Linked DNA regions of Homo sapiens: region 2 is linked to region 1. A link is an interaction called in ENCODE POLR2A ChIA-PET data of the cell type or tissue named here. Cell type or tissue: IMR-90. All regions are shown on one strand. Each heading gives the region's core, and the rest is flanking DNA. Links, peaks and the distances in the headings are about the cores only.

The links. Peaks named below come from ENCODE experiments on the same cell type or tissue, not always from the same donor. Only the 100,000 strongest peaks of a DNase experiment are listed, where the experiment ranks them.
Region 2: POLR2A ChIA-PET joins it to region 1 with 5 read pairs; 13 of 35 experiments call an interaction of 5 or more read pairs at or near these places.

The regions. Positions count from the first base shown.
Region 1 is chr14:68,738,826-68,744,199 of GRCh38, reverse strand. No RefSeq gene overlaps it. Among named protein-coding and RNA genes, the nearest start is that of ZFP36L1, 52 kb to the left of the region's middle. RefSeq lists an enhancer at 2,368-2,417. In IMR-90, for the core only: no CTCF peak of the experiment used is centred there; no DNase peak of the experiment used is centred there.
Region 2 is chr14:68,804,299-68,809,672 of GRCh38, reverse strand. No RefSeq gene overlaps it. Among named protein-coding and RNA genes, the nearest start is that of ZFP36L1, 14 kb to the right of the region's middle. RefSeq lists an enhancer at 2,478-2,527. In IMR-90, for the core only: no CTCF peak of the experiment used is centred there; a DNase peak (open chromatin) is centred at 2,272; H3K27ac peaks cover 3,067 bases.

The DNA.
Region 1 (5,374 bases), core at 223-5,222:
AAAATAGAAAGTGGTGATGGTTGCACACAGTGTGAATGTCCTTAATGCCTTTGAACTTGCACTTAAAATGGGTAAATGATACTTTTCTTGGAGGGCGGGGGGTGAAGTCTCGCTCTGTCGCCCAGGCTGGAGTGCGGTGGCGCAGTCTCGGCTCACTGTAACCTCCACCTTCTGGGTTCAAGCGATTCTCCTGCCTCAGCCTCCCAAGTAGCTGGGATTACAGGTGCCCACCACGACGCCCGGCTGATTTTTGTATTTTTAGTAGAGATGGAGTTTCACCACGTTGGCCAGGCTGGTCTCGAACTCATGACCCCATGATCTGCCCGCCTCGGCCTCCCAAAGTGCTGGGATTACAGGTGTGAGCCACCACACCTGGCCACATTTTATGTTATATATATTTATCACAAAAAAGGGGCAAAATTATAACTCTCAAATATAGCAAAAAAAAAAAAAAATTGACCGTGCAGAACATGCGTTTAAGACCCACATAAACTTTCATTCGTGTAATCCTCACAACGACCCTGTGACTCAAGTTCTATCATTTTCCCAGTGAGCACCAGGCCCTGTGCAAGGTGTATTACACAGACGGCTTCTTTTGGGGAAAACCCTGCACAGTGGGTTACTATGTTCATTTTATGGATGTGAAGTGGAGCCTTCTAGACAGACAGAAACATACAAGCAGTGAGGTGCCTGAGTAGGCTAAAATTCAGGCTTGGCCGAACCCAGAAGCTACATGGTTTCTGTACACTGCGCTACCTCTTCCAGCACCAAGTGAGCCAAGATTAGAACAGAGGCATAGAGAGGTCAGCAGTATTCATGTAGGATGCATGTATTAAGCACTGACTGTGTACTCAGCTCTTTACTTGTCACTAAGAAGATCAGAGAAGTAGAAAATGCTATTCTTGCCCTCATAGGATTAACTAAGGTACATGGGGCTCTGCAGCAGATATTGGTATAAAACTATCTTCGGTTGCATTACCTTGGCTCCAGGGCTGTAGGAGCCAAAGGGAGAGAGTTAGGGTGGAGGAGAGTCTGGAAGACCTCTGGAGTCAGGACTTCCTAGGAAGGAGTCATTGAGTCCATTCTGTGTTCTAGGTGACAGGAAAATCTAGTTGTGTAAATAGGAATAATACTAACACAAACTCATAATTCCCTATCTGCAAGCCTGAAACCCAAAGATCCCAGGGACGAAAAGGGTTGTTTGTTTGTTTGTTTTTGCTGTTGTTGTTGTTTGTTTCTTCATTTTGTCAATTTGGTGCCAAATCTCATTTAGCAGCAAAATCTGATCTGAACTGGAGAGGCTATTTGCAGTCTGAAGTCCCTCCAAGTAAAAGTTGACATGGTCACTGCAGCATCATGAATGTGTCTGATTGTGAGGCCCTGACTTGGCACCCACTGGGGGACATATACTAAAGACAGCCTATGCACCATATTACCTCCTAAAAGAAGAAAAAATACTGGGCTTTTGGATGAAGGATTGTTAACTTATACTCATCGCATGATAGACTATGTGAAGGAGGCATTTTGACAAGTGCTTTACTCCCATTACCTCATTTAGTCCTTACAATAACCCTATGAGGCAGGTCCTATTATTATCATTCTCATTTTACAGGTGAGGAAACTGAGACCAGAGAAGGAAAATAACTTGCCGAACGAAGGCTACAAACTTGCAAGTGATGGGGCCTGGTTGAACTTAAGGTCTTTCTGTTTGGCAATAGCATCTCAGTGACATCCTTGGTTGGAATAGTTTTAGAATCAAGGTAAAGATGGAAGTCAGACCATGGAGTTCCCAGGAGGAAGGAGCTAGAGGGGAAATGGGACCTGAGGGGTGGGTTCCCCATCTGGGTGTTGACAGGGAGGGGAGGGCAGGCGAAGGTGAGAGGCGACATCCCAGATCAGGTGGGCCTGGCTGGGCAGCCAGGGTTGGGGCTACAGAGGGCTTGGGCCTCTCAGCAGAGCTGGGGCTCCCTGTGGTAGAGGCTGCAATTTGGACATCACAGAGCCCCAGAGAGCATGAGTCCCCAACCCTGGTCTTTAACTTGTCACCTTCTCCCAGACATAAACAGCCACCCTCAGGCCTACAGCCATTCCCCTTTTTGTTGAAAGAGGAAGCAGTCACAGAAGGCACCCTTCACCCACTCTCTGTGGTCTCAAGAAGAGGAACCTGGATCTGATTTGGATTTTTTTGAAGAAATCTTGCTTTGATGTGGTCTAATCCAACTTCTTCATTTGCTGGTCTGAGTGGGACAGTGGGTGCTGTACCTCTGTGGGGACCGACCAAGGGGATTCTCTCAGCCAGGGATCCCCCCAAGGGCGGAGTTTCCCAGCCCCGGTACCCATGACTCCTCGGGTACCTCCAATGATCTCCAGGCTATTGGAACCTTCTCTAGACAAAATTTAAATATTGAAATAAATATTCTATGAAAATAAACCTGTGGGAAAAAATAAGCCTATGCCAATCAGTTTTTTTTTTTTTTTTTTGGAAAGGGGAGGATAAAAGAGAGTTATAACCTTTTAAAAAGATATCAGTATTCTAAAAGCATAGGCAATCAGGCAGTGTGTGGGGGAAGTCCTGGATTTTACTTTTTGACTCCCTTATTCCCTCACTATATGACTCTGGTCATGAATAGATTTTGTTAATTATAAAGCATGACAGCAAGAGGGTCAATGCTGCATGATCATCACCCTATAGCAGAAATTCCTACCATGTTACTTGCTTTGATCTGCTTTCCTGAATGAGCGGGGATCTGACATACATTATCAGGGCTACTCATATCCATACTTCCCCTCTCTAGGCCTCAATTTCCATAGTAGTCAGGCTAAGCCAGGCCATGCTGCAGTGACAAATAAGACCCCAGTTTTCAGTGTCTTCACACAGTGAAGCTTTGTATTTCCTGCTTTGATGAGGATGGACAGATCCTCTTCCATCTTGTAGGTATGCCATCTAGGGTACATGGACTGTCTGGTCACAGTGGCAGGGGATAAGAGGGATGGGGGAGGCACATACTGTCTTCAGTGTTTGGGCCCGGAAGTGACATGTATCATTGGCTAGAATTAATCACCTAACTGCAAGGAAGGCTGGGAAATTCAGGGAAGCACATGGATATTCAGTGGGCACAAATGGACTCTGCAACAGTTTCCACATCTCTCGAATGCGAGGGTTGGACTAGATGACCTTGGAACAGGCACCCCTACCCCCCAGCTCTGGCTTTCTAAGATTGTCTGAGCCAGAGACCCAGAAGTTGATGACTCACAGCAGTGATAGTGCCCTGGATTACTGCACACTGCTTCCACAGGAAAAGCTGCACCCCTCACCCCAAATATCAATTTTACTTTCTTCATTCTTTCCCAGACCATCTCTGAGCTATTTGTTCTGTATTGCCCTTAATCAGCTCCCAACTCCCAGATACTTCCAAGGTAAAATGGCCTCCAGCGACCCTAGATCAATGTAAATGTTTGCTCTCTGAAAGAGATGGGGCTTGCCTTGAAGGGGACACTAATGAAAAGCTGAAAGCTGGTAGGCTGGGACCACCTGGAACCACTTAGCCCTGGAATCCCACCTCCCTTCTACCATCTCTAGAGGAACTCAGGAATAATTCTAACGTCTACCTCCACTTGCTTTCTCCTGTTTTCCTCTCGATGTGTATACTTCCTACTTCTTTCCCAGTTTGGTGAGATCCACATTGATCACTGGAAATATTTCTGTCGAGACGATTAAAGATGCACATTTGAGGCCAGGCGTGGTGGCTCACGCCTGTAATCCCACTTTGGGAGGCTGAGGTGGGCGAATCACCTGAGGTCAGGAGTTCGAGACCAGCCTGACCAGCATAGAGAAACCTCTTCTCTACTAAAAATACAAAATTAGCTGGGCATGGTGGTGCATGCCTGTAATCCCAGCTACTTGGGAGGCTGAGGCAGGAGAATCACTTGAACATGGGAGGCAGAGGTTGCTGTGAGCCAAGATCGCGCCATTGCACTCCAGCCTGGGCAACAAGAGCGAAACTCAGAAAAAAAAAAAAAAAAGACGCATATTAGAAAGGCAGTGACTGAATTGTTGGATCAGGAATATGCTATAGATACAGTATTTCTTAATATCAGCATGGGCATTTGACAAGCTCTCATGTGATCGCAGGAGGAGGGATTGAAGGCGCTCAGCTAACCTGTGTGATGGCGTCATGTCACACATTGCTGGTCTGACATCCTGCATGCTCCAGTTGTGATAATAGGGGTTCTGCCTTTTTTAGGAGACCTAGTATCCACTTTGAGCCTTCATTCTGTTAGACAATCCTTATCATGGTAGCCTGGCCTATACCACAGCCTCTCTACAGGAATGTCAGAAGCCTCGCAGCACTGCTTATTCTTGATGACTTATCGCCATTGAGTAGCCTGTCAGGTGGGGCCTATACCCTGAATCAAAGGGACTCCCAAGTCATTCGGCATCTGGGTGTAGGCTTCCAGTGCTGCTGTGGCTGTTATAGAATTGTTAGACATTCCTTCGATCCAGTGGTGGGACCTATGCTCCTCCTCTTGAATCAGGACAGTCTTGTGACTGCTTTGATCAGTAGGGTATGGAGAAAGTAATGTTTTTTGACTTCTGAGGCTTGGCCATAAAAGACCCCACGGCTTCTGTCTGGTTCTCCTGGAACACTCACTCTTGTGACCCAGCTGCCATGTTATGAGAAACCCAAGCCATATGGAGAGGACACATGTCATTCGACACGTGACAGTCCCCACTCAGCTCAGTCTTTGAGTCCTTCCAGTGTAGATGCCAGACATGGAATGAAGAAGCCTCTAGATAATTCCAGCCCCTACCCATTCAGTTCATTCCCCCACCCCTGGTGTCTGCTTTTCCCAGCAGAAGTCCTAAACATGGACCAGAGAAGAGGCATCCCAGCTGTGCTCTGTCCAGATTCCTGACTCAGGAATCTGTGAGCAGAAGAAAATGGTTGGCAGTTTTTCATCAGCATGTTTGAAGTCATTTGTTCCATAGTAATCAATAATTAGAAAACCACCTAATCCTTCTGTCATTAGCATGTAGATGTTGACCAGGAGAGAAGTCTCTAGTAGTGGGCTGCAGGCTCATTCCTATCCAACCTCTTTAATGACAATTTATAGGGAGCAACAAAAGCACCAAGAAAGGCAACAGGATTATTGGGAAAGTGTGGGTGTCATAAATTGAGATAAATAGGCATGACACTGGGGGATGGACAGGAAGCCTGAAAGATCTCAACCAGTTCAGAGGAACCTAATCCTTGCACTTAGCCTTTGAAATTCACATGGAAACGTGCTAGGTGAAGTAGGGGTTCTCTGGAGAAAGGAGGGGTTGATCCCCAGGCAAGAGGGCACAGGGTGGTTGAGATGGAGCTTGGAGGCA
Region 2 (5,374 bases), core at 182-5,181, 66 kb before region 1:
GACTGGTTTTTGGCCTTGTCCCAGGAAGACTAGCCCTTTCTCTGCAACAGACTAACAGCGGGGGTGAGGTGGGAAAAGTTAGGAAACACAAAGGCGAGAAGGAAAGCTTGCTTTTCTAGGACTGTCCTTGTTCAGTGTTAGGAAGAGTCTGAAATCCACACATATACAAAAGCCCTAAGACTCACTTGTAGTCACCCAGAACATTACTGAGTGGATTTGGTTGGGATCAGGGCAGTTGTTTTAAATTCACTGCTGCCTCCTTTTCTCTCCTGGGTCTTTTAAAAAAAAATTTTTTGGGTGTTGTTTGCTTTGACATTCTTCTCCCTTTTCAGAATATTTATAACTGGCCCCCTCTTTATCCTTCTCAGCTCCTTTCCCCACCTCACTCTGCCTTCTTAGCATAATTTTTATTTTCTTTTGGCCTGCCTTGTTTTACATCTGGATTCCTGGATGATTTATTTTGTCTGTTTCTTGAATTCTGATCCTCTCCCATTTCTTAAGAGTTTTTTGGGATTTTTTTTTTTTCCCTTTCAGCTTCAGTTCTTTTCCCTAAAGCTTTCCTTGGGTCACACAGCTTTTATTCTTGTTCATCTGTTTAAGCAGAGCTGGCAAGGAGGAGGCCACAGCCGGCAGGCAGAGCCACGGCGGCAGAAGAGGTCTTGGGCGCCTGAAGATTCTCCTCCCAGCCCTGGTGTCCTTCTGGGGAGGGGGATGGGGACAGTGCTGCTCTCCCTGTTAGGGTTGATGTTGTCTGCCAGGCCTGGGCTGAGGGTTGGGGCAGATGGTGTCTCCTCCACAGTGTGTGGGCCTGGGACTTCATGGCTCGGGGAGGCAATGGAATCCACCCTTCGGGCTGTGGGTTGGAGGATTAACCAGGTTAGACCAGGAAAGGCTGGAGCTCCATGGAGTTGCACCCACTGGGAATGTATTCCTTACAAAACTCGGTGCTGTGTTTGAAGACTTTGCAGCATAGGGACTGCCTCCTGGGACCCGAGTCTGGGTTTCCTTCAATTCTGACTCAGTGGCTGAAGTTGACCTGGGCATCCAGAGGTGTCTGCTGGGGAGACAGAGGCAGTTTTCCAGTGGAAAGTCCTTTTTTCCCACTATCACAGCCCTTGGCCAGTGGTCATTTTGAGGGTGCAGGGGGAATGCTAGAAGAGGCTGGTAATTGTGGGGTGTATTAAAGACTCTTGGCCGCTGGGCAAACCCCACCTGTGGGAGGCTCTGAGGGTCAGCCCTGGTACTGATGAGGCAGGTGGCACTTCTTGATGGGCATAGTGGCAGAGAAATCCTAGAAATTGCAACCACACCCCTCCCTGTCTGGAGTGGTGGGGTGGGGTGGGAGCATCCTGGGCCCTGCTCCCCAGCTGTCCAAGGCAAATCGACTGGAGTCCATCTGGCTGTCCCCACCGGTCCAGGCATGCTTCCCATCCTGGGGCGTCAGTCCTCAGTGGGTGCGGCTGAGGGGCCGGTGGATCAGTGCTCTGCCTGGGCACACCCGGAGCTGAGCGGCATCCTGGGGTGAGGGGGCTCAAGAGCTCCAGGTAGACACCCACTGGACTGCCTTATCTTTTCTAGGCTCTGTGCTGATGGTGGCCACCTGCTTCTCTGGCAAGTGTGGTTGAGGGCTGTTTCCATAGGCACACCTTGCTCTCTTTCTGGGTCCCATCTGTCCTTCATCATCTTCATCAATGCACAGTGTTCCCTGTCACTTGAGGGAAGTGCTGTTGGTTATATAAAGGCTTGAGACAACTCTTTGCTTACATTTTGTATTTTGTTTATATTTTCTAAGCCTTTAGCTCTGGAGTCCAACTCTCGGGGTCCAGCATCCTTTAAGACCCGAAAAGCATAAACTTCAGGAGGCCAAAGGCCCTTACTCCTAGGCCCTGTGGACTTGGTTTATCTCTGATTCCAGGCAGTGCCTCCTGCTTTATATAGAGGGCTATAATCAACAGGAGGAATGACTAGGGGATGGGTGATGAATGTTCTTCCAAGTTGCTCCCCTTGACTGTGGCAGGAGAGCTGGGGGCAAAGACCCAGCCTCTTTGACATAGGAATTCAAGTGGGGATTAGGATCCCAGCAGCCTCCTGCTCCTTCCTGCCTGGGCCGCCTCACTCCTAGCTGGGCCCCAAGTGCAGCCTCCTTAAATCTGTCCGTGTCAGTGCCTCCTCATTCCTGCCACCTCGCTCTGCCTTCCCTCTTCCCACGCACCAGCACCACGTTGTATAAATATTTACACCCCCGGGGCTGGCAGGAATCTTTCTCCAGCTGCTTCCCTGGTCTCTGGGAGAGCTTGTTTCCTCACCCAGCAGCTGCAGCAGATCTGGTTGCCTTTGGTCAGACAAGAGCAGGCCCTGGTTTGGGGGCCCACAGTACCCCGGGGTGGAGGGTGCAGTTGGTGGGAGAAACTCAGCACTAAAGAAGTCACAGGGCTGTGGCAAAGACCCGTCCTCTCTCACTCCCCCGCCGGCTGTCCACATGGCAACCCTCCAAGAGCTGTCTGATCTCTGCTCTGGCTGGGGAGGTTCCTGTTTCTCAAAAGAACAGCTCTCAGGGTGGAGTTGGCCATACCAGGGCCTTGCTAGGGAGTAGTGGAGGATAATTCCAAAGCAAACTCACTGATGCTAGGACAAAATAGTACCTTGGTTTACCTGTGAACACTTTACAGCTTACTAGTAAGTGTGAATCCCTTGATTTGCCCTGAAGATGACCCCACAGTTTAGAGCAAGACCCCCCTGGATTATCTGCAAACCAGGCCTCTCCCCAGCATCTGCCCCAGGCCACCCTCCCTCCCACCAGTCCCTGCCAGTCTTCCCGCCTCAGGGGTAGAGAGAGGAGAGGACAGACGCTCCTTCTCCCACCTTCCTTGGTGACCCAGCCAAGGAAGAAAACTGGCACTTGGGTTCCCATGGGCTGGGCACTGTGCACGGTACTTCCCCATGTTCTCATGTAGTTATTCAAGTCTCGGGCACAGCAGATTTCTTAGCTTCCTCATGCATGTCTCCTCTTTCTGCCAGCAAACAGCAGCAGCCAGGCAGCAGCAAGCCCCCAGATACAGAGCCCAGGCTTTCTCTAGTCCTGAGTTCAGCCAGGAACCTCTGAGAGCCAGCCAAGGACTGGACATCAATACTGGACTTCAATCTCAGCCACTTGCAGTAGGTGCGGGTCACCTGCTGCCACCTCCTGCTCCTGTGCCTCAGTTTCCCCTTACATCTGTGGGAGGTCATTAACCTGTGCTTTGTAAAGTATTTCAAATTTAGCAAAAAACAAGTTTGAAAAAAGCAACATCATTTCTTTTTTTTTTTTTTTTTTTTTTTGATGGAGTCTTACTCTGTCGCCCAGGCTGGAGTGCAGTGGCGCTATCTCGGCTCACTGCAACCTCTGCCTCCCAAGTAGCTGGGATTACAGGTGCCTGCCACCACGACTGGCCAATTTTTTGTATTTTTAATAGAGATAGGGTTTCACCACTTTGACCAGACTGGTCTTGAACTCCTGACCTCATGAGTCACCTGCCTCAGCCTCCCAAAGTGCTGGGATTACAGGCGTGAGCCACCACGCCAGGCCAAAAAAGCAACATCATTTCAAATCCTTTTTCTAGTTATAGGGGTTTGGGTGGCAGAAGAGATTGTTCAGGTATCAGGGACTAAGGAGAATGTGTGTTCAGTGCTTTGGGGAAGCTGGGGAGGAGGTAAACACGGTTTAAAAGGCCTGAATTTTATATCCAACAACCCCTAAAATTCAAGTAGTAGAGCCATTGGAGGTATGTGTGTGTGGGATTGGGTAGGGGTTCTCATGGGGGCCAGGGACAAATACCCCAGTTTCCCTCCACTCACACTTGTGCCGGAAAGAAAGCAAGCAGATTCTCTCTCTCTCTCTCTCTCTCTCTCTCTCTCGATAACGTACATGGAGAAAGGTAGGAAACTGCAATTTGAAAGTCGTGCATTTGTGAGACACTCCTGCTGCCTGCCTGTCTCTCCAGCCCCGCAACGTAAAACAAAACCCAAATAAAAGCCTGAACCCGGCAGATATTAATGCTACAGAGCCAGGGTTGGTGTGCAGGCACCCACCCCCTTCTTCCCCCTTCTGTTTCTATAAGTGGCTGAAATAAATTTAGCGAAACAACCCCACCCATCTGAGGGCCTAAGATTTCAGAGCAATGGGATTCTCTATCCTGAAAACCCCTGTTTTTCAGAGCTGAAAGCTTTTTGTTTAAATTCCTTTTGGGAATGGAATGCTCTTGATCTGAAATAATTATTATACTGCGGTCATCTATTCCTCATAGATAAATGCTTTGACACAGGATAGCTTGCAGAAAAGCTGATCTACAAATGCTCTGCAGCTTAAGATTGTCAACTCTATGGGGCCAATGCCTAGTTGGATCTGTTGGGGTATTTATTGTAAGATTATTCTTCTAATGTCGTGCATATTCAGCCAAGTCCCTCTGTTGTCTGTCATACAGAACCCTGATTGTGGCTGGCTAAGTTAGCGAAGTAGAGAAGTACTAAATCTTCATTTTTTTTCCACGAATACTTATTGAGGGCCTACTCTCTGCTAGGCACTAAGCCAGGCACTGGGAGTTGAGCTGAGAGCAGAGAGAGCCTGCTTTGATGGAGCATACATCCTAGTGGGAAGGGAATGTTAAAAAGTTAAATGACTACAAAAAAACTGGCAACGAATGTTGTATTTTAAAATGAAAGACTGAATGCTTTCCCCCTAAAATCAGGAACAAGGTCAGGGCATCTACTCTTACCATGCCTATTCAACACTGTATTGCAAATCCTGGATAAAGCAATAAGGCAAGAAAATGAAATACAATGCATACGTTAGGAAAGGAAGAAATTAAATTATTCCTATGTATAGACAATATGTGCTTGTCTGCATTAAAAACAAAAACACACCTGGTACAGGGGCTCATGTCTGTAATCTCATCACTTTGGGATGCCCAAGCAGGAGGATTGCTTGAGGACAAAAGTTAGAGACCAGCCTGGGAAACATAGTGAGATCCTATCTCTACAAAAAATTAAACTAGCTGGAATGGTGGCATGTACCTATAGTTCCAGCTACTTAGGAGGCTGAGATGGGAGGACTGCTTGAGCTCAGGAATTTGAGGCTGCAGTGAACTATGATTGCACCACTGCACTCCAGCCTGGGTAACAAGGTGAGACTCTACCTCAAAACAAAAACAAAACAAAAATAAGTAAACAAAAACACCCCAAGTAATCTATCAAAAAAATCCTCTTACAACTAAAGTGATTTTGTGAGATCACAGGAGACAAGGTCAATACACAAAAATCAACTGAATTTCTATAAACTAATACACAAGTGGAGACCAAGATTTCAAAAGGCTGGGTGTGGTGGCTCACGCCTATAATC